Regions from separate parts of the Mus musculus genome. Here all the other regions are linked to region 2. The links are chromatin loops, found by intact Hi-C in ENCODE. Cell type or tissue: left cerebral cortex. All regions are shown on one strand. Links, peaks and the distances in the headings refer to the core of each region. The heading gives the core; the rest is flanking DNA. Region 1 overlaps Rgn (regucalcin). Region 2 holds the start of Rp2 (retinitis pigmentosa 2 homolog). Region 3 holds the start of Jade3 (jade family PHD finger 3).

What was found. Peaks named below come from ENCODE experiments on the same cell type or tissue, not always from the same donor. Only the 100,000 strongest peaks of a DNase experiment are listed, where the experiment ranks them.
Region 1: a loop joins it to region 2, with 3 times the contacts of the local background. A loop is called at or near these places in 8 of 42 quality-filtered maps.
Region 3: a loop joins it to region 2, with 2.4 times the contacts of the local background. A loop is called at or near these places in 10 of 42 quality-filtered maps.

The regions. Positions count from the first base shown.
Region 1 is chrX:20,557,172-20,567,434 of GRCm38, reverse strand. It overlaps Rgn (regucalcin), which reads right to left. Exons shown (of 7, transcript NM_009060.2): 4 at 9,708-9,923; 5 at 7,949-8,080; 6 at 7,304-7,458; 7 at 5,348-6,000. The coding sequence ends at 5,950. Among named protein-coding and RNA genes, the nearest start is that of Rgn, 12 kb to the right of the region's middle. In left cerebral cortex, for the core only: a CTCF peak has its summit at 5,397 (motif pointing right); a DNase peak (open chromatin) is centred at 5,388.
Region 2 is chrX:20,359,910-20,370,172 of GRCm38, reverse strand. Rp2 (retinitis pigmentosa 2 homolog) reads right to left here and starts at 5,692. Exons shown (of 5, transcript NM_133669.5): 1 at 5,345-5,692. The coding sequence starts at 5,437. In left cerebral cortex, for the core only: a CTCF peak has its summit at 3,954; DNase peaks (open chromatin) are centred at 4,032, 5,223 and 5,673; H3K4me3 peaks cover 1,233 bases; H3K27ac peaks cover 461 bases.
Region 3 is chrX:20,420,042-20,430,304 of GRCm38, reverse strand. Jade3 (jade family PHD finger 3) reads right to left here and starts at 4,617. Exons shown (of 13, transcript NM_199317.2): 1 at 4,475-4,617; 2 at 1,174-1,282. In left cerebral cortex, for the core only: a CTCF peak has its summit at 3,974; DNase peaks (open chromatin) are centred at 3,978, 4,567, 4,790, 4,961 and 1 more place; H3K4me3 peaks cover 1,889 bases; H3K27ac peaks cover 594 bases.

The DNA of each region.
Region 1 (10,263 bases), core at 971-8,970, 200 kb before region 2:
TCAAAGATTGCTTCTCCCAGTTGAGGAACAAGGTTTCAACACAGGAACCTTTGGTTTCATTTTCTGCCTAAAACACCAGCAGAGAAACAGCTGAAAAACCCTGGGCCTGGAGTGGAAGGATCAGTCTTCCGAAACATAAGGAAATGTTTTCATTTTCTTTTTTGAGACCATCCATCATGTATCCCTAATTAGTTTGGTATTCATTATGTAGTCCAGGCTAGCCTCAGATTCCCAGCAATCTTCCTGCCTCAACATCCTGGTCCTGAGAGTATAAGCATGTTCTACCATGTGTGGAATGAAGAACTTGATCTATGGCTTTAACTAGAGCCTGATACCTGTTGGAGACTTTCCAAAAGATCTCTTGAAGCTGTGTATAGATCCCATAGGGCTAAATCCGTGTGGCTTCCAGAGTCAAGTTGAGCACATCAGTCAACCTTTCAGGCCAGATCAGGGAGTAACCAGGGCAATGTTAGGTGACTAGTTGAAAAGGGTAGGGCTAAAGAGATGGCTCAGTGGTTAACAGCACTAAATGCTCTTCCAGAGGTCCTGAGTTCAATTCCCAGCAACCACTTGGTGGATCACAACCACCTGTAATGAGATCCAATGCCCTCTTCTGGTGTGTGTCTGAACAGCTACAGTATATATATATATATATATATATATATATATATATATATACATTAAAAAAATAAATTAAAAAACTTTAAAAAAAAGAAAGAAAGAAAAGGGTAGAGCCCAGATGCATTGTGTTGTTTAACAGAGTGTCTCCTGGAGATTGTATATACCGTTCACACTGGCCCCTGGGATCACCTTATAGGGTTCTTTAATTCCCCAACTGCCTTCTACCTGATGAACTAGACTGTAAATCCCAGGTGCAACTTTAGTCACTGGAGGAGGATTTGGAGAACTTAGCACTAGTGGTGCAAGTTGGAATTTGTCCACTGAAGGCAGAGATTTCTAACTTGATTTCTGCCAGGACAGGTGAGGTCTGTTTGCAAAGACCAGAACTCATTTTTTTTTTTTCAAACAAACAGTGAGACTCAGTGGAGCCAGTTGGGGGTGAGGTGGGGGCTGGGGCAGTGGAAGCAGAAACTGGTAACATAATTTGAGAGCTGAAATCTGGGACAGGGAAGACAGGACTGTGAGTGAGAGTCAGGTGTTAGTGTTTGGTTTAAGGACCCTGGACTCAATCAATGTCTGACAGATGAAGGTCAATGTCCATACTGAGAACTTTAAAAGATTCTGAAACTTTATGAACAAGCTGTCCTGTTTCATTGATACAAATGGAGGCATGAGACTCTGATGGGGAAGAAAGGATGTTAGGGGCTGGAGAAATGATTCAGTGGCTAATAGCGTTTGTTGCTCTTGCAGAGGACCTGAGTTTGGTCCCCAGCACTCACATCAGGTGGCTCACAACTACCTGTAACTCTAGCTCCCGAGCCAGTGCCTTCTGGTTTCCACAGGCACCCACACACACATGCACATGTTGCCCCCACATAATTAAAAATATATCTTTTAAAATAAACAAAAAGGAATAACAGACATTACCATTCACAGCAAAGGCAATAGCCAGACTATTGGCAGCAAGTTCAGGTTGGTTTTTCACATCCCTTATCTCTCAAGGGGGTGATACAGATCTGGGTACATGTGCATGTCTGCACCCGTTGTAGCTGTGTTACAGGAGAGGAACACTGAGCTGGGATTTGTTGTTGTTATCATGAGCGGGTTTTGTGTAGAAGTTACCTACCATTTGTCAAGGGAGTTCTCTGAGATATAACTCGTGTAATGTATTCAGGACTATGCATTTTTGGTATGCCTACCCAAGAAGGTGCAGAGAAGCTCTGGAACTTTTTTAAGATTGCCTTTTGGCAAGTCAAATTCACCACACCATCTTTGTAGTTTGACAAGGTATGATTTGGGAGTTCACTTTAAGTCTGGGCATGCAGGTTAGCCAGAGATTTTAATTGACTGTCAACCAGATGTCAGTTTTAGGAGACTGATTGAGGTGCTGGGAAGATAGCTCAGTAAAGTGCTAGACTTATAAGCATAAGGATCCGAATTTGATTGGAACTCACTTTAAAAAGCTACACATGCTGGTGTTTATAATCCCAGCATTGAGGAGTTGGAGACAGGTGCCCAGTCAACCTAGCCTACTTGGGAAGTTCTAGGTCAACAAGAGACCCTGTCTTTTAAAACAAAATCATTACTTTTGTTTGTTTATTTTTATGTGTACAGGTGTTTTGCCTGCATGCCTTTGCACCATGTGCATACCTGGTGTTTGAGGAGGCCAGAAGAGGTCATTGGATCCCTGTGACTGGAGTTACAGAGGATTGTAAGCTACCATGTAGGTGCTAGGAATTGAACCCAGATCCTCTAAAAGAACAATCTCTAAAAAAAGACTCTGTCTGGGCTGGTGAGATGGCTCAGTGGGTAAGAGCACCCGACTGCTCTTCTGAAGGTCCAGAGTTCAAATCCCAGCAACTACATGGTGGCTCACAAACATCTGTAACAAGATCTAACGCTCTCTTCCGGAGTGTCTAAAGACAGCTACAGTGTACTTACATATAATAAATAAATAAATAAATCTAAAAAAAAGACTATGTCTTAAAACAAAAGTAAAGAATGTGGATGGTGCCTGAGGAATAATACTCAAGATTGTTCTCTGAATTTTTGAAAAATATTTTTTCCTTTTAGGTTTATCTATTTTATGTATATGAGGGTTTTGGCTGCATGTGTATATATGCACTGTGTGTGCTGACAATGGAGGTCAGAAGAGGGTATTAGATACCCAAGACTGGAGTTACAGATTCTTGTACAGATGCCACCTTGCAGATACTGGGAATTGAACCTGGGTCCTCTGCAAGAGCAGCAGGCATTTTTAAAATTTTACTTATTTTATTTATATATGAGTATACTGTAACTGTCTTCATACATACCAGAAGAGGGCATTGGATCCCATTACAAATGGTTGTGAGCCACCATGTGGTTGCTGGGGATTGAACTTAGGACCTCTAGAAGAGCAGTGCTCTTAGCTGCTGAGCCATCTCTCAAGCTTCAGCAGCAAGAATTCTTAACCACTAAGAAAACCCTCTGACTCTGTTCTCGTTGCCTTAACTGTCAACTTGATGCAGTCTAAACTCACTTGAGAAGGGAGTCTCAATTGTGGGTTGCCCAGATCAAACTGGCCCATGGGCATGTCTGTGGGAAGATTGCCTTGATTGTTAATTGGTGAAGGAGGGCCCAGTCCAATGTGGGCCGTACTTCCCTGGGGCTATATAGAAAAGCTAGCTAAGCATGAGTCTGAGAGTGAGTCATCAAGCAGTGCTTCTTCACGGTTTCTGCTGTATCCTTGACTGTGAGTTCACTCACTGGTTAGAGGTAATGCTAAATGGAACAGCAAGCAATCCAGCCTTCAACTTCCTGCCCCGACTTCCCTTCATGATGGGCTGTGATCTGCAAGTATAAGATGAATCAAATACTTTCCTCTCCTAAGTTGCCTTTGGTCAGGGTGTTTTCTTGCAACAGAAAAGCAAACTGGAACAACGACTGACCAGGAAAGGCATAGATAGTGCAGATATTAATGCTTGTCATGCATGGGTGGAGGCTTCCATCACTGGGGAAATGATTATAATCTCTGTCTCACTAGACTGTGTTTCCAGATTTGAAGTTTTAGAGAGGGAAGTTGGGCTAAACTGGCCACTTTTCCTTGAGGTCTGTTGTTCAGGATTTTCAGAGTACTCCACCACAGTCCCTAGAGTTCCTCTGCCATTCCACTATGCTTTGACCTACCTCCTGGGCAGAATGAGTGGCTTAGGCTAGGTAACTGTAACGGGGATAGATGTCTCGTTTATGCTTCTTAGACAATCCCTGATCTCTTGAGTTTTCACAATGAAGTTATGTTGCCCTCTTTGCATATGATAACTTTTGCATATGATCTTTGCATGTGATAACTCTGTTGCTATGTGAATTTCCTTCATTGAAGAATAAAGATCAGAAAGAATCAAGTAGAAACCAAAAAATATGCAGACAAGAGTAGGCATAGGTAGAGAAGGCAAGTCTGGGCTTCTGATGTACCATATTCCCTCAAAAGTCCCAGTAAGGAGGCCTTTGCAGATTGGGCTTGAACCCAGCTCCTGACCTGTATGTACATACATACCAGATGGAGAACTGAGTTAAAGCTGGACCTCCATCCAACTCCAGCCTAACTGCTGGGTGGTACATGCACAGGACACCTGAGCAAAGCTTATGAAAACTGCAACTGACAGTGAAACCACGACTGCAAGAACTTGTGGCTTCAACCTGACTCTATAGGTTCTCTATAGAAACAGACATCAACATTCCTCATAAGATTTTAACAAGATCCAGTCTCACATGCAATATTCAAAATGCCCAGGAAACAATCCAAAAATTACTCACTATATTAAACAATGAATTGCCTAACTTAAGTGGGGAAAAGATTACCAATAGATGTCAAGAGTAAGATCATGCAGGTTTTGGAATGATCTGATATATAATTATACAACAGCTATTACAAAAAATATTGAAAAGGCAATCTTGAAAATTCTGAGAAGAAATATTAAAATGGGCTGAAGAGTGTAGTTCAGAGCTATATCTCCAGCCTGGCACTACCCAATTTTAAGGTCAATTGAAATTGAAAGGGAGAGAAAGCAGATCAGTTATATTCTGGGGATGGGGCACAAGCCTGCTGAAGGGCAGAAGAAAAGAATGATAGGTGGGCACCATAAATATTTGTGGATAGTGCAGATTCATTTTGTCTATGTAGTTGATATGAATATATATGACACACATATGAATATATGACAACTTTGTATACTTTAAATATGATCAGGCTAATTATAGTGCCAACAATATTGCTTTAAAAATTCTTTCCAAGATAGGCATGGTAGCACACATTTGTAATCTTAGCACTTGGGAAATGGAGGCAGGAGACTCAGGAGTTCAAGGTCAGTTCACCTACATAGCAAGCTCAAAACCAACCTGAGCTACATGAGAGAAACCTCATCTCAAAAAAGGAAGAGAAGGAAGAGAGGGCGGAAGAGAAAGCAGCAGCAGCAGCAAGTAAAATGGCTTAGCCAATAAAGGCGCAACTTGAGTTCAATCCCGTCAACCCATGAGTCCCATAAGTAAGTTGCTCTCTGATCAATTTACACACGTAAATACAGAGGGGGAAGGGAGAGGGAGGGAAAGAGGAAGGGAGGGAGAGAGAGAGAGAGAGAGAGAGAGAGAGAGAGAGAGAGAGAGAGAGAGAGAGAGAGGAGAGAGAGAGAGAGAGGGAGAGAGAAAGAGAGAGAGAGAGAATGTGTAAAAGTAAACAATGGAAAGAATTCTTTGCAATGTGATGCATTTATTTGTATAGCCACTAGGTGGCAATTAGAACCACAGATTGTGCCCCAGGGTTTGAATAACATCTTCTGCCAGTATTTTAGTTTGTAAAATAACACACATGAAAAGTCACATAATCATTATAAATTATCATTAAGTTTCTATGCATTGATTTGTTTTGGAAGCCTTATGCGCAGCAAATATGGAACACAGAAAAAGAATGGTCACAGTCCCATTTCAACCCCCAGAGCAATTTGCCATCATCAGGCTGATTGATAGTTGAACTCCCTGTTGCATTTCTACAGAATTGCTTTTAATAGAAGGCCTAGAGTGTGTTGTCAAAACCACTTGTCATTCTCTGGGGAAAATCTTCGACCTTTAAAAAATTGTAAATAAAGGAATCCAGGGATGACACTCTTCATTAATATGCTATGCCCTAGGTTTATTCAACCAGAGCCCAATCAAAGATGTAAATTAAAGCTTAACCATGCTATAATATCACCACCTCATTAAAAAAAACTAAATTGAAAGTTCATTGATTCCAGTCCCTTAATTCTTCAGTTATCTTCAAAGCTTTTTCTTCTGACAGCAAGGAAGAGCTGCAGTTCACCCTGCATAGGAATATGGGGCAATTCCTTTGACTCCGAGACCTGTTATCTGTTGAGAGAAAAAGAGTGGAACTGATAAATAGTCTTCAAAACCACTGTTACAAAGCCAGGCTTGGTGGTTCATACTTATAATCCCAGCACTTGGGAGGCTGAGGCAGTAAGACTGCTGTGAGTGCAAGGCCAACCTGGGATATATATATATAGTGAGACCTTGCTATATACAAACCATCACCAAACAAATTGTGATTTACATAATATATCTAGCTACCTTTAACAACCCTGTTTTTTAAAAAGTATTTATTTATTTTGCGTATATGAGCACACTGTTGTTCTCTTCAAATACACTAGAAGAGAACATCAGATCCCATTAGAGATGGTTGTGAGCCACCATGTGCTTGCTGGGAATTGAACTCCGAAAGAGCAGACAGTGCTCTTAACCACAGAGCCATCTCTCCAGCCCCACCCCACCCCAGTTTTATTTTCTATCATGAAAAAGAATTAGCTGACAAGCTATTATATGATTCAAGCAGTCATTCACATACATGCTGGACCAATAAGCAAGCACGCACATTGATAAATAACAATTTATTCCTATCATTTTCTCATCTGCCAAGAAAAGTGTTTCTATTTTTCTACTTTTTTGGGGGGGGTTGTTTGTTTGTTTGTTTTTTGTTTTTTGTTTTTTCAAGACAGGGTTTCTCTGTGTAGCCCTGGCTGACCTGGAACTCACTTTATAGACCAGGCTGGCCTCAAACTCAGAAATCCGCCTGCCTCTGCCTCCCAAGTGCTGGGATTAAAGGCATGCGCCACCACGCCCAGCTTATTTAAAAAAAAACAAAACCAAAAAAGATTTACTTATTTTATGTATGTGAGTACACTGTCTTCAGACCAGGAGAGGGCATCGGATCCCACTACCGATGGCTGTGAGCCACCATGTGGTTGCTAGGAATTGAACCCAGGACCTCTGGAAGAGCAGTCAGTGCTCTCAACCCATTGAGCCATCTCTCAGCCCTCAAAATGTGTCTTTTTAAAAATCAGTCTTTGTTGTCACAAAAATTGTTTAAAACCTACAAATCTCTTTAGGACATCAAAACAATCAGATGATTTTACAAATTCTACTGAAACATGAAAATATTTTTAAAATACTGGAAGTAAGCCAGACACGCGCCATCCTGAACTTTATAAAGTGTATATTTGCAAAAACTGAAATAATTGAGTTTAGTGTGATTAGCTTAACATGATAAATGGAAATAGTTTTTAGATGTTTGCAAAAGCACCGTTCAATTTTTTTTTAACAGAATACCCTCCACAATGCCCCTCCCCCACATACACAGAAAAAAAGGCCATCTCACCTTGAAAATGTTACCAGCATCAGGCTGCCTCAAAAGGCCTTCAGCATTCAACCCATCCCTGGCACAGGTCACATACATTTCAGAGTAATCTTTCCCTCCAAAGCAGCATGAAGTTGTTTTATCAACAGGCAACTTCACAGTTTGCAGTCTTTTCCCTAAGGCACCAAATAAATTATTAAAAACTTAGTTCTAGAAATTTCCAACATACATAATGCTTTTGGACCATTCATGGATGATAGGGATGGTCTAAGAGACTGTGGATGTCAGAACTCATCCCTTGAAGAGAGTTAATGTAGGCTGAATTTGACATGGCTTAGTATTCACTATGTAGCCCAGGCTGTATCAAATTCACCATCCTCTAGTTTTAGCTTCCTTACACTTAAGTTTATAAGCCACTATATTACCTGGCTCCCATCTATGTATTTATTTAACTTAATTGCCTTTTCTGACAATTGGGTTTTGGCAGAGAAACTTATTTCCACAGGAAAAGAAGTTTTGACGATAAATTCTGGGTTATAGCTTTTACCTTTATTTCCTAAATCATTCAGTTAAGACCACTAATATGGCTCTAACTGTATTAGTAATGGTGTCTAGTACTGGTGTTTTCTGGAGTGGGTGGGATCTTCTATTTTGCCTCCAGCCTACCTGTCTCAGGATCCAGGCGAATTACTCTTCCTCCATTGTAACAGGCCACCCATAGCTTTCCCTCAGCATCAATGCACATTCCATCTGGGATTTGTTCATCTTTTTCCATCTTGTAAACAATTCTGCGGTTGGCTGTGGTTGAAAAACAAAATCAAAACAGGACCAAACAGTGGGTCACGCAATGCTGACAAACAGTGCACTCTCAAGCTGGTTATAAATACTGGTCACTTAACAAAGGATTTCAAATACATGGTTTGGAATAGATTTACTCCCTTTTGTCTTTATAAAGTTTTAAATGTTTTCTTTCCCTTTTACTTCTTTCTTTTCTCTTTTTCTCATTTTTCTTTTTTTCTTCCTTCTTTATCGCAGTTCTGGGGATAGAATTAGGAACCTTATGGATGCTAGACAACTCTTCTATCGCTAAATGAAATAAAGCTGATTTATTTAGAGACAAAGTCTCATACTACATCCAAGGCTGTGGTATTCATTGTGTAGCTCATCCTGTCTTCAGAGTCTTAAAGTAATCCTTTTGCTTCAGTGTTAGGATCAGCCTTGAAGGATTGGCCACCATGAAGTCAATAGGTAGCTCTCTGAGGCCAACCTCAACTAAGGTTAGGCAAACTCATTTCAGACATACTTCAGCCTGTGATTAGATTACTATATTAGTTTCCCAAACTCCTACTTTGACCAAATGTAAGATCTATAAGGCAGCTAAATGGTACTATATGAACAATGCATGCACAAAACCTTGGGAGATACATATTCTTTTTCTTAATTTTTTACAAAAATCAAGAAAGAAGTATTTAAAGAACTTGCTTCTTAAAGGAAGGGCATTCTAAAACCCACAGGATGCTTAAAGAAGATCCACAGCATCTAAACAATGACCATGCAAAGGGAGGGGAGCACTGGAATTGCATCTCAGTGCACACACTAAGAAATGAGTTTGATCCCCAGCACCTCAATAAACAGTGCAGAAGAGCAGCCAGCTACAAAATTCAGGTCATTCCAGCAATCAGATTGAAGTATAATGGAAAAATGTTAAAGCCATGTGCAAGGAAATTGGGTAAGAATAGTCATAAAAAAAAGAGCACTACATACTTCAAAGCAAAGCATCTGTACTGGAATAGTTTGCCCTTGATTAAATCTACATAAAGTCTTGTGATTTTTTTTTCAAGTCATTTTTATGATTGGTTTTGCTCTTCCTGTCTGGCACTTTTCATCAAACAGTTTCAAGGTCTCCCTTCTAAATTCTTCTAAATAATTTCTTTCCTCGAAGTTTCCAGAGATGGCTCATTTTACAGAACATTGATGGAACTGAACCAACCTGGAAGCACTTTTCTGTTATTTTTCCATTTCAAAGGTTGTTCATTTGCCTGTGAATACTTGCCTATGGTTAACTAAAGATCAAATAAGACTCAGAAACTAAAAGTTTCAGTCTTCCCCTCTTTTATCACATTCTCTTGTATAGTTTGTGCCTTTTGGCACTGTCTGATAGGGCAGGATCCATTCTCTAGGGAGGCCCTTTTTAGTGATAGAAAGGAAAATTCAAGGCCTATCTGCACTGTCTAGTGCAGCTACAGTGTTAATCTCAATTACCAGACTGGAGACGTATTGAGAATCACAGTCACTGGCAGCTTAGTGAAGTCTGTGCCATCATCATTATATTGGGAAGTCCTCTATTTGACAAATAATGACATTTTCACATGGCTGAAGGAGATAAAAAAATGAGTGGTATGAAAAACAATAAAGATGTTCATACAAATCTGTCCTGTTTGTAGGTCATAGTCAAAGGCATCCACAGTGTAGGACAGGCTGTCAATGTAGTAGAAGATTTTATGGTCCAGGGACCAATCCAAACCATTGGAGATATCCACTTGGTCAAAGTATTTCTTCACACTGTGATCAGGAAAGAGGGAGTACAAGGACCCTTGGTGCCGCTCAAGAACAGCTGGGGCCGTTTCCTCAGCCATGGTACCTTTGGGAAACAAAAAACCCATTAGCTCAGCCCTGCAGATTCTAACCCTGCACACAACCCCATCCTTTTTCATGAAGGATCATTTTCGTTATTTAAGTCAAGAGAGTTTTATACAATCTTAAATTTAAACAGTCTCTTAGATGCCTTTTAAAGATGGCAACTGTCTTTCTTATTAATGCAAGTGAAAATCTGCCCAAAGGCTTGGTGTGGTGACACACATTTATGATATCAATACTTCAGATTATGAGACAGGGTAGTGAATTTGAAACAGCTTCTATGACTTTGAGGCCCAGTTACATTACATAACAACTCCTTGTTTCAAGTGCGTGCACGTGCACGC
Region 2 (10,263 bases), core at 1,380-9,379:
ACTTATGAACATTATGTAAGCTTTTTTCTTTCTTTAGTGGCTCTAACTTCAAATATAATCATGGAGGATTTAGGCCTTCAAAAAATTTTGACTAATACTCATAACAGCTTCTAATACTGCGGGATTCAGTGTAATCTATCTTCTTAGTTTTTCCTAGACATTCCATTTTTACTGGCTTATGAGGATAAATTAATCCTGTAGCTAAAGATTCTATAATTCGCTTTACAGTATAAAATTACTTGGATTGTCAATCACTATTCAAGGGAGAAATATAGGATATATGTTACTATATTTTCTCAGAAATTCCTAAAAGTTCTTCAAGTCAAAACTTAATAACTAATTTCTAGCTTAGAATAATTTTGTAAACGTTACTAGTTCTTAAAATGTCTAAAATTACAAGCATAGATAGGTTATAGTCTAAAGTATTTTAACATATGAGCCTTGATGAAATGTACATAGTTTATATCTCTATGTATTACCTATAGCCCACACTGGCCTCAAACTTGCTGCATTAGCAGGAGTTGGATCAACAGTACTATTTAAGTATTATTTCCCTAACAGAAAACAGCAGTGAACATCTTAATTCTTTACTAGGCAGCAAGCAAATTTTCATTAAATTTAATTTCTGGAGTTAACTTCAGTAATGATATCCTGAGATATACTAATGGAATCTATTCACATTAATGGAAATCCAGTTTGTAAAAATAAAAAGTATTTTTAAAGAGTAGCTTGTAGCAGATATGCTTACTTAAGCTTTAAGGTATACATTAAATGTTTTCTCTAAAGACATCTAATAAAATATATCTAATGAAGGGTTAGAGAGATGGCTCAGCCAGTAAGAGCACATAGTGTTCTTGCAGAGAACCTGAGTTCTCAGCACTCATGTCAGATGGCTCATAACTGTATGAGACTCCAGCTCCACAGGATCTGATACCTGTTTCTGCTCTCTATAGGCATTGCTCTCATGTGTACAAACTCATACCAGATTTTCACATACATACACACATAACTGTAAAATAAAAAACTTAAATATATTTGTAATAAAATATCAAAATTAGAAATCGTTATTTGGGAGAAAAGATCAATTAGACTCAATAAAATCAGAGGTCCTTGGATCCTGAAGTTCAGAATACACATGGAGAGTGCTTGGCCTTCAGCCCTAGTTGAGCTCCCAACTGCATGCCTGTATCAACCTGACAGTCACCTTTGGGGTTAAGCCACCCTGAAGGCGATCCTGGAACCCCTACTCAAGTTGCCACAGTTGATACCATATAGAGTCAACCCTGCTTAACTGTACACAAAGGGCAGAGTCCTAAACAAAAGCAGTATTTGCCAGTGTTTTAAGGTATTAAGTTTTAGGATGGTTTAGTTCATGTCAAACGGCAACTAAATTATCTCACATACTTAGATGATGATGAAAATAGCATCGAGCTTCCTATCTACTACAGATACTTCTTTTTAGCAGGTCACCTATCTAACCTCTGAAGGTTCCACACAGACATCAGTTTCCCATAAAGTCATCCTTTCTATTGATGAACAATTCTTGGAATTAAATTCTCCTATAAGTTGTGCTTGAAGTGTCTCTGGAGATGACAATTACTATCTAATGTCTCTTCTTCAGGGCAAGTCTTTGCCTCGCTAAATTGTGCAGAACTCTTTAGGACTAGCCAACTTTATAACTAAGAAGCTTGATATGCACAAATTGGCTGGTTTACCCAAAGTTGAACAACAGACAGTTGAATTTCTGATCTGAGACTTTGGCTTTAATAAGCACTATTTCGAATAATCATGAGACAAATGTAGCAGATACAAGTGTGTTCTTCATACTCAAATCACAATTTTCATACCTAAGCCATCATTTGGGAAACTAATTCTTTTTTTTTCTTTTTAAGGAGTCAAGATCTCAGTCTCACAATGACCATACTCACACAGGGCAGCCTGAAACTCAGGAGGCTGGCCCTGTACTCAGAAGCACCAAGCCTCCAAAGTTGCTAGCACTATAGGCTTGCACCACTTTGCCCAGCCAGAGAAACTATTCTTCTTTCCGTTATTGAGGAATATTAGCATGAATAAGTGGAACTGAAAACTCCCTTTGTGTGCCACTCATCTTCACCCCATTTTGCCTCAGTATTTCCCGTTTTCACTCCAAAGGGCAAGGAAGATCTCGGAGGGCAAGAATAATAAGTTTGGCTCTTCCTTGGTGTTTGAATACATATACATTGAATAATTTGCTTAACTATTAAAATACAGCATATAAATAATAAGAAAAGGCATTTCTTTCTAAATGATTTAAACAGAGATCTTAGAATCCAAACTATTTCTCATTTCAGGGTAGTTTTTTTTTTTTCTTTTTCAAAGTCAGCAGCAATGGAAAATGAATTCCTTCCACTGTTGACTGTAATATGTAAGTTGCCATGACACCACTTAGTCCTCAAACATTCTTTCTAATTGAGACAATTTCTCCTTGCTTCAGTCCCTTAAGGCTGACCCAATTACCCAACACAAAACCCAAAACCCATGGGGTACCCATCAACTCTGATTATACAACCTAAGGAAACTTTAAACACCACTTTTCCAATGGTAAGGAGATTACAGTCAACTCATTAAAAAAAAACAAAAAACAAAATCTCTTACAGGTTGACTAATTGCTTGCTCTAACTTTAAACAGCACAGACCTAGACTCCATGATATTATGAAAACCTGAGACAAACCATTTCTGTTGCTACAGATACAATGTATCTCAGTTATTTCGGTAAGCTGTGTATTTACACTCAATTCCTTGTAATGAAAAACACACACACACACACAAAAGTTTCAAGAGATAGCAAGACCAGGGTCAGTAAAAGTACCATTGGAGGGCTAGGGGTATAGATCAGTGGTAGAATGCCTGCCTAACATTCTGTGTTCTATTCCCAGCACCACAAAAAAGGTTTTAACTTTTATTATATCTATATAATATATATAATAATAATATATTATGGCATCTTATGTATACTATGTATTATATAGAATATAATTATATATCTAGCTATTTTATATATATATAGGCTTATTGTACATTTCCAATAACAGCTCTTACATCTCTACAACTATAGTACCTAGCAATGCTCTCAAAAAGGGTTCCTTTATTATTATTACACATACATATCTATGTATGTTTAAGTATGCATAAATACAACCTACTGAGTCTGTTTTTGCTGTTTGTATGAATCTGGTTTCAAGGCTGACCTCTTTATTGAATAAAAACATTTTAAAACTATAAATGAAAAAAATTTAATGTTCCTATTTACACCAGAAAGTTTAATGCAGCACACATGGTGGGAGAGGCGACACTTAGATATTAGTATCCACTAAGCTATTTTTCAGTACTTTAACTTAGATAAAGAGCACAAGAAAAAGAGATCACAAAACACATTCATATGAAAGATCCCAACTATCAGGGTGTGGTAGCCCAGCCCATAATCTCAGTACTCAGTATGCTCAGGCAGGTAGATTGCCTGAAATCCAAGGCCAGCCTAAGCTACATACCGTTTAACAGGCTAGCCAGAAGTACATATCAAAACATTGTCTCTAGCATAAGTTGGTGATGCATGCTTACAATTCAAGCAATCAAGAGATGGAGGCAGGGGAATCAGATAGATACTCAGGGCTATGCAGAGTTACATGAGACCTTGTCTCAAAATATAACAAAAAAGATCCTGTTGCAAAAATAACATAATAGCAAGACCAGAAGACCCCAATTAATCAGAACTTTGTAAGTAGAAGTTAGCAGAAAGACAATTATTATGGAACAGTGAACCACAGCCAACCAAGACTACTGAAAAGAAAAGCACACTTTTACTTTTAGCCTGACACTTCTAAACAAAATAAGACAAACAAAAACTCTCTCTGCAGCAGGAAGTTCAAGTTTAAAGAGCATTGTTTAGCTAGGGATGCCACTCAGTGGTAGAATGCTTGCCTAGCATGGCTCAATACCCAGCGCTGGGGAGAAAAAATTTAAACAGCATTATTAGAAATCCCAAGGCTGTTGAAAATGAATACTTCAAAATCCTCCTACCAAATGATTTTGATGGGTACAATCTTCATATAAGACAGAAAATACAACACTTTCCTACATGACAAAATACTGCTATATAAGAGGAACAAAAGGCCACATGGCCTAAGAAAGGTTTCAGAGTCAAAGGCAAAAAGCTGAGCCTGAGAATTCAGCTTCCATTTGTTAAAAGCCAACATTTTGAAAATGTCATTTATATGAATGCCTAAATTCTGCTGGGGATTTGAAATGATGCAGGATGATTTGTCATACCAAACAAGGATGCAGGATGACTGGTTATAACAAAACAAGACTTTAGTACTTCTGGTCAAAGTTGTTGCATTAAGCAATAGTTAACTGTTCATGACACCCATTTAAAAGAACAAGCGTTCTTATTTTGTTTGAGAAACTATAATAATTGATGTCTATTAAGTGTTTTACAAAGCAACTACACTAAGAAGAAAAGAAGAACTTTGTAGAAAGAGGAACCATTGTGAAATGTATGCCTAAGTAAGTGTGTTTTGTGCAAGATTAGGAGACTTTTTCAAACCTTTTGAGATATATATATATATATATATATATATATATATATATATATATATATATATATATATATATATATATATATATATATATATATACACACACACATATGTATATATGTGTGTGTGTATGTGTGTGTGTACATATATATATATATGGCATTTTCGTTCATATAAAGCTGCAATAATAAACTACTTCCTGGTTTGTGTTGGGTACTTTCACCTTACACAATACACTCCAAGACTGCCTCAATTTTCATTATTCTTTTCTGATAAATGGAAGACGAGAATAAAGGTAGACATGAAACAGTCCATTTAATAACTGAGTAACACCAAGAGGCACCAAAAGCGATTTTCAGAGGAGAGCAGACAAAAGAGTAACAGCTTGGGAATACAAACCGCAGAAAAGATGAGAACCAGTCTTGCGTGTGTAATTCGACCACTGGACCAAACCCCTTTGGCCAACGCTGGTGAAATGAGCTGATTGGAGATTCAGCACCTTCCTGGCTCTTTCCCTCCCTGGAGTCCTTTCTAGAATCCGGAGTCGGGGTGCAGAGCCTACAGAGAGGCCCTGGGAGTCTAGTTAGGCTGACCACTAACTCTATGCCTCCTTTGGGCCCTTCACATCCCGCCCCCAAAGTCGTGCGACTTCAGCTGCCTGTGCGCGCCAGTGAAAGCCAGTTGTGGGCCACCCGCCAAACTGCCCGCTTTCATCTGCTGCAAAGGGCAGCCGAGGAGGGCCCAAAGCAAGGGATCCCCAAAACATCACCTTCTCCCGCTGGTCCCAGCTGTACAGCTTGGGCTGCTCCTCCTCTCCCTCAGCCTTTTCACTCTTCCTCCTCTTAGTGAAGCAGCAGCCCATGGTGCGGCCTAAGGGTCTTGGTAGTGGACCCCACTCGCTCAGACACCTTTCAGAGGGTGGCGGGAAGCCAGGGTGACTCGGCCAACAGCTCCCCGGACACCGCCCAGGGGAGCAGCCCCGCCGCCAGGAACCCTCAGCACTCCCGCCAGGCCCAACACCCTTCTCCGCCCAACCCCCTAGGTCTCCGTGACGACCTATGGCAACCAATAAGCGGGCAGCAGCCTCTGAGCCAATCAATGCCTCGCAAGCTGCTCTGCTCCTATGAGCTCAGGCCAAAGTATTCATTCACCAATCCTACGTCAGCGGGGGGCTGGCCAGCTCAGGTGCTCTCACCGAGGGCCCCGTCCCCAGGTCGGTCCTACTCCACCCCCAGCTTCTCCCCTCTAGTGAACTAGGCTGGGCTAGCTGGCTGCTGTTTGATTGGGCTGAGTACCTTTTCCTGACCCGGTGCTCAAATTTCGAAAGTTTCCAAAATTTAAGCTCTGGAGGGGATGCCATACAGAGTAGTGGACTTGTTTTATGACAAAAATTGCTAGGGAAAAAAATCTTGCTGATTTTGTAAAACAAATTTGTGTCCTTCACTCCTCCCTTTCAGTACCTTTCTAGGGAACCCACAAGCTTCTGGTCGAACTGTTCATGTCTGGTGTCTGTAGAGGTCAGGAGAGGGCTCAAATCTCCTGGTTACTAATAGTTGTAAGCCATCAAGCAAGTGCTAGGGAGCGAACCTGGATCCTCTGCAAGAGGAGCAAATGATCTTAAACACTGAGCCATCTCTCCAATCCTTTGAGGGATGTCTAAAAGCTTCCACTTATCTCTCCAAAATTGGACAAGTATTTAGGATAAAAACCTAGTATTGTCTCCTTACTAGAACAGTGAATCTGGGAGCAAAAGGATATTACAAAAAGGCATGTACCTTTGAATCTCTCAGCTTATGCATCCAATGACAGAAGCACATATAACCTTTTTCCAATCTCTTCCAAAAGACAGTAGTCCAACTATAGAGGGTAAGAGAGGCATGTTGACTCACCACAAAGGAGCTTTAGGAACTCAAGCAGTGCAAAGTCTAATAGAGGATATAAACCCTATCATATAAACAACCTGATCTGTTCAAAGCAAATGGTACAAAGTTCGCGTGAAAACATAAAAATATACACAATCATTAACATTTGTTGTATTTGGGTGGACTTTGAGTACAATGCCCATGTATTGCTTTCATAATAAGTTGATTTCTCTGAGATACAGTATTAAAACATCATGATAAGACATCAAATGCAGACTAGCACTTTCAAATTTGTTTATCTTTTTACTTGACCATACCTATCACATTTAATGTAGATTCTAAAAGAGCCTCTGACTCAATTTGGGCATTAAGATTGTTCCTCCTTTCACTTCCTGCCCTTTTTGTACAACCAGGAAGAAGGGTACAGTGCTTAAGAATTATAAATGACCTGAAAGTTAAGCTCCAGGTCTTGGACAATAAAAGCTGTGCATTACTGCCTTTTTCTTCAGTCAGATCAAAGTTCTATGTGAGGATAGTTTTGTATTAGAGCCCTGCTGCTAATTTATATTCATAGAATAGCAAAAGTTTGATCACTGCAGAGTGCAGAATAAGAAGCTGAAATCCAGGGATGAATCTGTGGTCACAATGAATGGAATTGAGCAAGAACTAGAAAAATTCAGATCCTCTGTCCCTCATGGATCATGTTCTTCATAAAGACACAACTCAATAAAACTAATTTTAGAGAAAGAATTTCTAAAACTCATTGCTTTGAGCACACCCTTTTAAAATTATTTGTTTATTTTATGTATGTGTGTACACTGTCACTCTCTTCAGACACAGCAGAAAAGGGCATCAGAGCCCATTACAGATGGTTGTGAACCACCATGTGGTTGCTGGGAATTGAGCTCAGGACCTCTGGGAGAGCAGCCAGTGCTCTTAACTGCTGATCCATCTCTCCAGCCCTAACTCATTGCTTTGAAACACATGCTCTTGAGAAACTCAAATCTGAAACAAAATCTAGATCAACCTGTAATTAGTTTTTAGAGATCCTCAAATAAAACTGAAGGCACTTGGTTAACTCTCATCTCACTGTCAGTCTAATCCCAAATCAAATTAAATCAAAATTAAATTGAAATCATACAAATTATAGCTGGGTGTGGCAATATATTCTCAGCATTTGAGAGTTAGAAGCAGAATGGAGTTCAAGACTGGCCTGGGCTACTTGAGACACTGTCTCTTCTTTCCATATAGCCCCCACCAACCCAAGAACAACCAGGATTAAAAAGCTAATACACAAAGATTAGTGATCTGTTTTGCTCTCTTGCTCTTTTTTCTTCTTCTTCAGAGGTGCTAGGGATTAAACTAAAGCCTTGCACATGTTATACCTACTAGGCAGGTGCTATACCACCAACATAAATCGTGAATACCTCCCTGTGCCTTTACAAAGTACTTTAAATTTTGAGAAAGGGTCTGGCTAAGTTGCCCATTAACCCAGACAGGCATTAAACTGAGTCCCCTGTTTTTGCCTCTCAAGTAGCTGGGATTAAAAGTCACCAGGCCTATGTCTCTCTGTCTTTATCTGTCTCTCTGTCTGACTCTGTCTCTGTCTCTGTCTCTGCCTTCTCCATGTCTCTCTTTAGTTCCTTCCACCATAAATTCCCATGACTTTTTTTGGCAAGCCAGCTCTGTCCTTACTAATCAGCATATACATTGCTGCCAACTGCCATTCTATCTCGAGTCCTGACTCTTCTGTCCCAGTGTGCAGAATGTACAATGAGCCCCTTATACATTAACTCAGACTCTGAAGGGAGATAATCAGACAATTTTTTTTGCCAGTTAATCGTCTGTAGACAGATGTGCACATATGTTCTAATTGCTGCAATGGCAGGAATGAGTTCCATATTATAAAAGTAGGTGGTGAACAAGTCCTACAAAAGTATGTGCTAGACACAAGCATAAGTTCAATTACTTCTGCCTAGGTAGACACTTCCCACCTGTCTTAGTTAGGATTTTACTGTTGTGAACAGACACTATGACCAAGGCAACTCTTATAAGGACAACATTTATTTGGGGGCTGGATTACAGGTTCAGAGGTTTAGTTCATTATCATCAAGGTGGGAGCATGGCAGGCATAGTGTAGGTAGAGTTGAGAATTCGACATCATCAACTGAAGGCTACTAGTGAAAGACTCACTTCCAGGCAGCTAGAATGAGGGTCTTAAAACCCACACCCACAGTGACACACCTACTCCAACAGGGCCACACCCTCTAATAGTGCCACTCCCTGGGCCAAGCATATACAAACCATCACATTTCACTCCATGGTCCCCATAGCCTTATTCAAACATATGAGTCTATGGGGGCCATACCTAAACATAGCATAATGCAAAACACATTTAGCCCAACTTCCAAAGTCTCCATAGTCTATAGTAGTATCAATAATGTTAAAAGTCCAAAGTTCAAAGTCTCTTCTAAGATTCATCGAATCACTTAACATTCCCAAAGCAAAACAGGAAACCAGCTGGGCAAACTCTAAACTCTGTATCGCCATGTCTGACATCAAAGCAGTCTTCAGATCTTCAACTCCATTTTCATCTTTGTTGACTGGAACAATTTTTTTTTCTCCTGAGCTGGTTCCACTCCCTGTTATCAGCTTTCCTCAGCAGATAGCCCAATGCTCCGGCATCTTGAACATCTTGGGGTCTCTAAGGCAACTTCAATGTTACAGCTTCTTGTTTCAATGTCTGGAATCCACACATGATCTTCTGGGCTCCTCCAAAGGGCTGCTGTCACTTCTTCAGCTCTGCCCTCTGTAGCACTCTAAGCTCAGGTTGGTCCGCTCCACTGCTGATGCTGTTTTGGTGGTCATCCCATGGTACTGTCATCTCCAATACACTGGGGTCTTCCTCTGCAAATAGGCTTCACCAATAGCCTCTCAAAGGCTCTCTTCATGGTGCCAAGCCTCAAATCCTTTGCATGACCCCTTCAGTCCTGGGATGTCAACTGAGGCTTCACCTTCACCAACGGCCTTCCATGGCCTCTCACAGTGCCAAGCTTCAGCTGTTCTTCATGATGCCTTCATGCCTTCAAAACCAGTACCAAATGGGTAACTCTTACACATTACCAAGTACAGCTGCTGCAGGAGGTATAACCTTGGCTATCTTTGGAGCACAGCTTCTTTGTGCTCTCAGAAAACACTTCCCAAAAGATTTCACCTCAGTGATGTTGGTCTCTTCTTAATCACCACTAATTTCTTAGCTCCAGCTAACCAGCATCACTTGTTCCAGTAATCCCTTCTATTCTGGACTCTAAAGCCAGAGTCACGTGACCAAAGCTGCCAAGTTCTGCTGCTTGCTGGGGCTGGAACATGGTCGTCTTGTTCTATTACACTATCACCAGCTTTCCACCAGTTTTCCAATTCCTTCACTGCCTAAGCTTGACTGTCCTGGAACTTGGAATTCAGAGATCTGCATGTCTATCTCCTAAGTACTGTGTGGTCCACCAAGCCTGGATTTAAGTTTTCCTTCATGTAGAACATTCTCTAGGCTGGCCTTCAACTCAGAGATCTTCTTGTTTTTGCACCCAAGGATTAAAAGCTTGTACTACCATGTCTGGACCTAAACTTTTAGCTGGGTGATATCCTGCCCCAATGTCACTACTCCCTTAATTCACTTTAATATCCTTGAACACAGGATTTAGCTCCTGGTGGCCCTTTAATATCATACATTTTAATATTTTTCCTTTTTAACTTTGCTATGCTTGTTTAAAATGTTCTTCATGAGACTTAATCAGATAACAAAGTCTATGATGAGTGTTTCTGAGACTTC
Region 3 (10,263 bases), core at 682-8,681, 61 kb before region 2:
TTTTAAAAATTATAATACTTTATCAAAATTAAGTTTCAAAATCTAGAAAAGAATAATAGCAGCAATTTTCTTAGAAGATTTCAACAGAGGGTCCAGTGTACCAGCCAAGCTGATATCACATTCTCTTGTTAGCTAGTCCAAAAACAACATTCTGGCCAAGCAATGCCCACTCTTTACAATCCCAGTGCTCAAGAGGCTGATGCAGGAGGATCATGAGTTGGAAAGCCAGTCTGGGCTACACACACACACCAGCCGGGCGCAGTGGCACACGCCTTTAATCCCAGCACTTGGGAGGCAGAGACAGGCAGATTTCTGAGTTTGAGGCCAGCCTGGTCTACAAAGTGAGTTCCAGGATAGCTAGAGCTATACAGAGAAACCCTGTCTCGAAAAACCAAAATAATAATAATAAAAATAGAAAAAAAACCTGTCTCAAAACAACAACAAAAAACCTACACTGGCTTTGGTGTCTTTGCTTATCAACAGGTATTAGAGGAAAATGTTCTCTTTGGGTAGTGGGGCATAGCCACAGCTTCTGAGTTGGAGCAGAAAAATTGTTTGTAGCTTGAAGAGCACTCATGATATCATAGATGTCTCCTATTTGCCAAAGTCCCAATATAACTTCTTTTTCTCCTTAGAAATATATATATATATTTTTAAATTTATTTTTATTTAATGTATATGAGTACACGGTCTCTATCTTCATGCACACCAGAAGAGGGCATCAGATTTCATTACAGATGGTTGTGAGCCACCATGTGGTTGCTGGGAATTGAACTCAGGACCTCTGGAAGAGCAGTTGGTGCTTTTAACCACTGAGCCATTTCTCCAGCCCCCAGAAATATATTTTTTAATTATATTGTGTTTTTTCAGATTTATTTTATTTATTTATTTATTTATTTATTTATTTATTACATATATGAGTGTTCTGCCTTCAAGCATACAAGAGGGAATCAGATCTCACTACAGATGTTGTGAGCCACCATGTGAGTGCTGGGAATTGAACTCAGAACCTCTGGAAGAGCAACCAATGCTCTTACCCACTGAGCCATCTCTCCAGCCCCTATACCTTCTTCTTGCCAGATCCTTTTTCTTCAGGGCAAATCAGGACTCCTAGGTACCCACAAGAACACGCATGTCCTCATGTTCAGAAAAACAGCACTTTGGAGTTCTTACCTCCCCTTTTCCAAGTCTAGCAGATTGGATCAGACAAGTTTTTCCCAATGACTCAGCAAAGAGGCACTTTTGATTATAGGAGCCTTGCTTCTGTTGTCTATGGAAAGACCTACAGAAAGGACAAAAATGGAGCACGGGGAGTCACAAAACAGAAAACTTAAAACAATAGTAAATTATCTGTAATGATCACCTGCTAGCACCCTTTTATTCATTACTTCTAACCATCCAACCCCACCCCACAAACCTGAAAATGCTTTAATTTTCTTAGCTACAGTAAACTAGAACAATACAAATTTGTAAATCAGCTACACGTCCCCACTTTATAAAGGTATTGGGATAAGGGGTAGGTAGCTCAGTGGTAGAATGCTTGCTTAGCATAGGCAAAGCTCTGGGTTCAATTTTCAACACCAAAAATTATGGCTAGGATACAGCCAGATGGGTATCACTGGACACCCACCTCTCATTTAGAAAAATGAGGCAAGTAAAGATCACAGTAAATTAAGCCGGGCGTGGTGGCACACGTCTTTAATCCCAGCACTCGGGAGGCAGAGGCAGGCGGATTTCTGAGTTCGAGGCCAGCCTGGTCTACAAAGTGAATTCCAGGACAGCCAGGGCTATACAGAGAAACCCGGTCTCAAAAAAAAAAAAAAAAATCACAGTAAATTATCCCCTAATAAGAAATTATCTTAATATAAATCAGCATATTCTATTTTCTTCAGCTCCTGTTTTTTCTAAGCTCCATGAAGAGGTACATACATTATGTCCCATGATAATATTCAACCTCATTTTTAGCCTTCCTCTCTGCATCCATGATCAAAGCTTCTAAGAGCTCTCTAATGTCACGTTTCCATAAACACCTGATAGTTCCTGATTCCCTCAACACCCTCAAAAATATGATTAGTTTCAGCTAAACTTCAAAGTTAAAAAAAAAAACAGGAGATGGCTTTGTATCGCTTAGAGAACATTTGTTATGGTTGGTAGAACATAAGAAAGGGATAAAATAAGCAGTATAAAAAGGAGATGGCCATACAAAATCTATAAGTCTTCAACATCCTTGTACTTTAGCTTTTACTAACTCTTATCACTCGGGTATGATAACTGCCCCTGCATTATTAGGTGTGATGATACTGAGAATCTCCTCTACAGGCCAGAAAGTGGTTCGCAAATGTTCCAAAAGCTTGTGTGTCCTGAAAACAGCCTCCAAGTCATTCCTGGGTACTTCCTTTTGAACTGCCCATGACCAAGATTCATATCCCAGTGCCATGGCTTGATTCAGAAAAGAAGAAAGAGTGTGGATCCTGGAGTTAGAACACTGTAACCTGTATTAGTTGCTAACTGAAAAAATTGTGAGGAATAATATTGTATTTTAAAGTATTTTAAAGCAACAGTATTGGAATAAGAGCTCTTCTCTAGTGAACAGAGGTGTACAGAACACATGTGAAAGAAAGGTGACAATGATGGTAACTAATGTCGAGAGCTTAATATGAATTGGGCACTCTTCAATTGAATATGAACAGCATCCCCCTCCCAACTTCTGTAATCCTTGACGGGAGAGTTTATCCTCTAATAACTCAAGTATTTGAAGTCAGAGCTCATCTAAAATAAAAAAAGAAAATGTTAGTTATGGAAGTAGAACACTCTTAAGGTTAAACAAAAAAAGAAAAAAATCTATTTTTACTTATCCAGAATCATCAGATAATATGTAAGAGCCACACTATTTAAAGGGTACAAAGGCTAGGCTCTATATTCCTACCATTACAGATGTTATAGAAATATTAAACTAAGTAAAATACAATGCTTTGTTCAAGTGGACTCTGCTGTGCTCTGCTCTCCACCCCCACTCTCCACCCTCCAGGCTGAGGAGAAATGGCTGCAGGCAAGGTATTTAAGAGAAGCACTCTGGGAAAGAAGATTCTGGTTAGGTGCACTAGGCAACGAGGTTGTGCAACCAGTTTCTACCTATTTTGTTTTTCATTACTTTTCAGAGTTTTGAGAGGAGCAGTTATCTTTATCTGACTGAACGCAGGGAATGAGGTCACCTTTTCCTCTAGGACACTGAAATCTCTGTCACCATGGTTTTTATTTCTTATACAATCAAACTGTGGCGGGTGGAGGGTGAGGTTCTCATCCTCAGCCTTACAGTTAAGTGCATCTCACAAGGCGGGGTTGGTCGACCCTTGTGCACATCTTTCCTTGTGACTCAACGCCAGTGGAGTGGTCAAACAAGTTTCTTGTGAAAGCCCTACAAGGTACGTATGTCCTAGGGCTGCAAAGAGATAAACTCTTAAGTGTATCTTCACATGCCACCATTAAGGACACTCACTAAAGAGTCCCCCCCCCCCACACTTTCTTCCCACCCCACTTTCTTCCTTACAAATAATGAACGCTGTTTGCCCTGTGTAATTTAAAGCCCAATTCCACCAAAACTCTGCTCCGAAAAGCAGGAGGAAAAGGCTGGGAGGATTAAAAAAATAAAATAAAATAAAATCGATGTGGCTCCCTCAGAGGAGCTGGAGAAAAGTTAACAACTATGCCCGGTGGCAGAAAAATCTCCCCTTAATTGGCATATCCCTGGCGATTTTCCCACCCCTAGACCTCAGGGCGATTGCGGGCTTCGAACACTCACTGCGTCCTAACAATGACTGGAGAAAGGAAAGTTCGAGGACGGAAGGGCACCCGCACTCCCACTAGGTTGGCATTTCAGCTCTCAGAGTGCCTGGTTGCTCCCCACACTGCCCGTCTTGCCCTCTCCGGACCCTCAGTATCTTCCCGCTCCGCAAGGCTCAAACAGCCAGGGTGCGCCCTCTCGCTGCTCGGACCCGGCAGCCACAGGCAGCAGAAAGAGCATGCCCTCTAGCCCCGAGGTCTGGCCCCAAGAGTCCCTGATAGCACAGGACAAGCACGGAAAGGGGCACCCGGAGGGGACTCCGAAGGGAACGGCCGCCACAGTTATGGCGCTCAACGCCTCCGGAGGTGTCCGGGAGGCTGTAGCCCAGCTCGTGTGTCCGTGTCCGCGCGCCCCCCCCCAACCCCCCGCCCGGGCCACCGGGCACAGCGCGCCACCAGCAGCGGGGCGACTGGGCACTTTACCTCAGCCCACACACGCTCTGTGTTCCGGGGCTCTCGGGGGGACCCCGGGGCAACCGCTACGTGGAGCTGGAGCGACCCCGAGGGTGGCAAGGCCGGGACCCCAAGCTCCACGCCGCTCGCGTCCCACTCCTCGAGGCCGCCACTCCCGCCACTAAACCCGCACTACGCCCACAACCTCGCTGGTGCCGAGGCCACCCTCGAGAGCGCCTACCTCCGGCGCAGCGTCTCGCTCCGCTCCTTCCTCGCCGCACACTGAGGGCCCCCTCAACGTGCCGGGCGAGTCTGGCTAGGGTGGTAACCGCCCCCTAGCCGCCTGCTTTCTTCTCTTCCCTCCCTCGCACCTGCCCCCTAATCTCACCCCGCCCTCCTGGCCGGGCCTTCCGAGGAGCCGAGGGGGCCGCCCCCTAGCGCTCTGCTCCCGCCCCCGGCCCTGGCCGCCTGGCCCTTCAGGCCTCAGCTCTGGACAGGCTGCTGGGCGGCGGCGGCAGCCGAGGCGGCGCGGAGCACTATTGTATTCCTGACACTGTGCGCTCCCACGCTCCGCCTCTTCCCTTTCCTTCCTCATCACTGCAACTCCCCGCCCCACCCCCCCCCACCTCCCCCCACCCCCGCCGGCTGCGCTCGCCCTACCCGGCTGACTCCCCGCCGTCTGCTCGCCGCGCGATCTTCTGGCGGGCTGGGCGCCGTCACGAGCGCCACCGGCTTCGAGGCTCCACCCACCTCAAGCTCCCGCACGCGCGGCGCGGCGCTTCAGGTGGGTTCTCCTCCCCTCCTGCTGCGCGCGCTGCTGCCCTGAGGCGTCCCAGCCCTGCTAGGCGCTTGGGCCAGCGAGGTGCACTGGCTCCTGCTCCGGCAAAGTCCAGCCTGAGCTTTCCCACCCTCCTGACTCGATTGTAAAGTTCTACGAGTGCAATTCGTCCCTAAACTCTAAGACGACCATTATTTCTGACGTTTAGACTTGAAGCATGGATAAATAATAAAAGCCAGGAGGCAATTGACAACACATTAATCCAGTTGTGAGCAAAAATGCTTTATGATGGGGTGGGACTTCTTGATTTCTTTTTCTTTTTTTCTGATGTCGACTTAGCCTACAGCTCCCAGTTATTCAAACCCTCGTCCAGGTGTTCCTGGGGAGATATTTTGGTACTATAATTAAAGATCGGTTGACTTAAAAGTAGGGGTCGCCGTCTTGGATAGTTTAGGTAGGCCTATCAGAATTATTTGGAAAAAAAACTTTAAACTAGGGCTGAGACAGACAGAGAGGGTTGGATAGAGAATGTAAAACTGGTGTACAGAGCGAGTTCCACTACAGCCAGGGTTATACAGAGAAACACAAACAAACAAGAAAAAGTTCACCATGAATGCCTGCTTTGGTCTATTCTATGCCCCTGCGTTCCAGCTCCCTGGTCATCTGCCCTGCAACTTTTTGTTTTGCTTAGCCATTGTCACAATTATGGAAGACAATAGCGTCAAATAAATAAGGGAGACATGATGTATAGTAGTAATATATAAAACAAGTGTACATAATTTACTACTGGTTCCTGGACCTTTGAAATACAGATGCTTGAAAACAACTTTTTTTAATTTACCTTGCTAGAATTGAAAATGCATCATTCACAATTATGATGAATTAATATAGTTATTTTCACTTATATTTCTAGGTTTAAACAGAAATGTGAGCTCTTGTATTTTGTCTGTTTTTCATATTGTAGATATGATTCTACTTTATTTTATGTAAGTCTATGAGTGGTAAAATATTTAGTCCACAATTACTGTTACAGTTGAATTATTTAAAAATAAAAATTCATGTGGGCAGTGGTGGCACACGCCTTTAATCCCAGCACTTGGGAGGCAGAGGCAGGCAGATTTCTGAGTTCGAGGCCAGCCTGGTCTACAGAGTGAGTTCCAGGACAGCCAGGGCTACACAGAGAAACCCTATCTCAGAAAACCAAAAAATAAAACAATAAAAAAAATAATAAAAATTCCACAGTCATAAAAATTCAAAGGGGTCCCATGCATCTTTCTAAGTACTTCTCAAGTTTTCTCCCAATAGTAACCTTATATAACTATATCAAAACCAAGATAGTGGCACTTGTCCAATCTGAAAAGCTCATTCAAATTTCATCAACTTCACAAGCATCCATTTCTGAGTCTGAATATATAAGTTCTACACAATTGTATCACCTGTGAGTTTCCTATGACCAACACAACAGCTCAAAGATTCCCCCTGGTACCCTTTATTAACATTCACATTTTAAGAGTTTGTCCATTGAAGGATATTTGGGCTGTTTACAACAAACTTTGCCTCCTAGGCCATGGAGATAGCTCAGTAGGTAAAAGCACTAGCAACCAAGCCTGATGACTTGATTTTGGTCCCTTAAGTTTGGAAAGAAAGAAATGAGTCTTGAAAACTGTCCACATAGGTCACACGCAGACACAGACAGACACACACACACACAGACACACACACACACATGTACGGGCACCTTTTTGGTGATATGTCTGCTCATGTTTTTTGGACATTTTCTAATTGGATTATTTCTTACTATTAAATTTGAAGATTATAATAAACAAGTCCTCAGTATGTAAATAATCAGAAAATGGATTTCCCATACACAGCTATCTTTTCATTTATTTGACAAGACATTTTTGCAGAGATCCAGTTTATCCAATTTTGCATTTATGTGTAGTGCTTTTGGTGTCATATCTAAAACATCTTCACCTGGTTTCACATGCCCTCTCTCATGTTTCCTCTAAAAAGTGTTATAGTTTTTATTTATTTATTTATTTATTTATTTATTTATTTTTAAAGATTTATTTATTATTATATGTAAGTACACTGTAGCTGTCTTCAGACACACCAGAAGAGGGAGTCAGATCTTGTTACGGATGGTTGTGAGCCACCATGTGGTTGCTGGGATTTGAACTCTGGACCTTCGGAAGAGCAGTCAGGTGCTCTTACCCACTGAGCCATCTCACCAGCCCTAGTTTTTATTTTTTAAGTCGGTGGTTTACTTTGAATTATTTTTGTTATAAACTTGGACCTAAGATAGAAATTCTTATTTTTGCCTATGAATACTTGATGACTGAAATAAAATGACTGTCTTTGCTTCATTAAATGGCTTGTGTATCTCAAAATCAATTTGGCCACGTGTATGGGGCCATTTTGGCTCTTTTGTATTCTATTTATCTACATCTCTCCTGTGAATACTAATCTTAATTGTGATAGCTATAGAGTAAGTGTGGGATCAGTCCCTTGCTTTATTCTTTTTACAGATTGTTTTGACTATCCAAGGTAATTTGCCTTTGTTGTTTTTTGTTTGTGGGTTGGTAGTTTTGTGGAGGTTTTGTTGGTGGTGATGGTGGTGGTGCTGCTGCTGGTTTTATTTTGTTTTTGTTTTTTGTTTTTTTTGGGGGGGGTGGTTATTTTTTGGGTTTTCGAGACAGGGTTTCTCTGTGTAGCCCTGGCTGTCCTGGAACTCACTCTGTAGACCAGGCTGGGCTCAAACTCAGAAATCTGCCTGCCTCTGCCTCCCAAGTGCTGGGATTAAAGGCATGCGCCACCATGGCTGGCTTTGTTTCGTTTTTATTGAAGCAGGGTCTTATTATGTTGCTCTGACTGCCCTGTGACTCACAAGAGACTCACCTGCCTCAGTTTCGCAAGTGTTGGAATTAAAGGCATGCACCACCACACCTGGCTGGTAATTTGTCTTTTCATATACCTTTTGTAATGGACTTCTTTTGTATTTTTTTTTAAAAAAAACTTTGATGAAATTTTAAGAGAAATTACATCAAACCTTATATCTCTATAATATATAAGATATAATAATTTCCATATGTGTTTGGGAAAAACTGACATCTTCCCAACATTCTGTTCTAATCCTTCAACTTGATAATTCCCATCCGTCCATTTAGTGATAATCTTTGGCTTCTTTATTGGCACTGTGGAATTGTCAGTGTATAGATCCTATGCAAGTTTTGTTAAGCATGTAACTAAGCACATCATTTCCTTTGGAGTGCTTAAAACTGGTAATGCGTTTAAATTCCAGCAGTATATTAATTGTTGACTGTCAGTATAACATAGGAATATAACTGATGCTTGTGTGTGCTGATCTGAATATCTTGTCACATACTGAACTCAATTATTGGTTCAATGAATCTTTTGGCAGGTACTTTGGAAATTCTATGTAGAGAACTGTCGTTGAGGCACTTTCCACCAAGCCTGAAGTGAATAAATATAATGTAAAAGAAAGAATGAAGCTTGTGTTGTGTGGGAGTAGAGATGGTTTTATCTCCTTTCTAATCATGTGCTTTTTATTCCTTTTTCTTGCCTGATTGCACTGACCGCAGCATTTGAATTATGTGGAATGAAAGTAATAGAAGACAACCTTTGTTTGCATAGAACTTAGGAGGAAACATTTCATCTTTCACCACTAAGTATGGTACTAGTGGGTTTTTAGAAGATGTTCTTTATCAAGTACAGAAAGCACCCAGGTAGTCATAGTTTGTTTAGATTTTTACCCCAGAGCTGAGGACCAAACCCAGGGCCTTGTGCTTGCTAGGCAAGCACTTTACCACTGAGCTAAATCCCCAACCCCCAGATTTTTTTTTTTTTTACTATAGATGAATGCTGAATTTTGTTAAGTATAATATGAGCATATGATTTTTCTTCATTAGCTTGATGAATATGGTAGATTAATTGATTGAATATTGGGATTTTGTTGTTTAGGCTTTTTATTGGTTTGTGGTTTTATTTGGTTTTTTGTTTTTGAGACAATCACTACGTAGCCTAGGGTGACCCCAAACCTGTAATCAGCCTGCCCATGAGTAAGGTATATAACATGCCTGACATTTTGTCTGAAAGTTGTTTTTTTTTCCAATATTTTGCATTTGTGTATGTGGTGTGCATGCATGTATGCCTTTTTACATGTGTGTGGGTGTGTATGTGGGGAGTGAACTTGTCCATGTGTGGAGGCCAAAGATTGATATCAAGTGTCTTATTTGATTGTTCTCTACTTTGATTACTGAGGCAGGCTAGTAGAAGTAGACACCTTGCCTTGAAGAATTCCTGTCTCAGTCTTCCCAGTGATGGGGTCACAGATGGACCACGCCTGCCCAGCTCTTTACATGGGTCCTGAGGATCTAAATTGTCGACCTCGTGCTTACACGGTATTTTCTCTACAGAGCTAACTTCTCAGCTCTGTTTATTTTTATTTTTTAAATTCAAAAGCTGGGTATAGTGGTGCATGTCTTTAAGCCCAGAACTTAGGAGGCAGAAGCAGGCAGATTTCTGTGAGTCAGGTGTACATAGAGGGTTTAGGACAATCAGAGCTACATAGAAAGTCAGTCTCTCTCTCTCTCCCTCTCTCTCTCCCTCTCCCTCTCCCTCTCCCTCTCCCTCTCCCTCTCCCTCTCCCTCTCCCTCTCCCTCTCTCTTTCTCCTTCATTTGGAGGTTCCACCGAGATTTGTGTGACACCCAGGAACCTCGAAGACTCCTTGTAGGTACATTTGTGTGAGTCTTGTATGTTGTCTGTTGTCTAAGTGTTTGAGACTGGTTATCTGGCAGCTGCCTCTGTGGGCCGTAAGGACCTAGTGGCTGCGGGAGGGAAATGGCCTAAGGCAACCCTGGAAGACGTTCCACAGGTGAAGGGGAGGTCGACGTGGAATCCGACCCGGCAGGAAGTGGGTGGACACAGAACCTCACCCGCTCGGAGGTCGCGTTTGGCTGGCTTAATAAGTCCAGACGCGGACACGTGTGTTTAGATGTACTAGTGTCTTGTGTCTTTGTTTTGTTGTTGTTGTTGTTGTTATGGGACAGGCAGTGTCAACCCCTTGTCTCTGACTGTGGACTTGGACTGACGTTAGGACAGAATTTGTCAGTGATAGTTACCAGGCATTCCTTGTGACTCTTGTGACTTTGCACCTCCTTGTGACTCTTAACTGGTATTTTTGGTATTTTAAAAGTCCTCTTGCAGTTTGCAGAAAAGACTGTTTCTTGT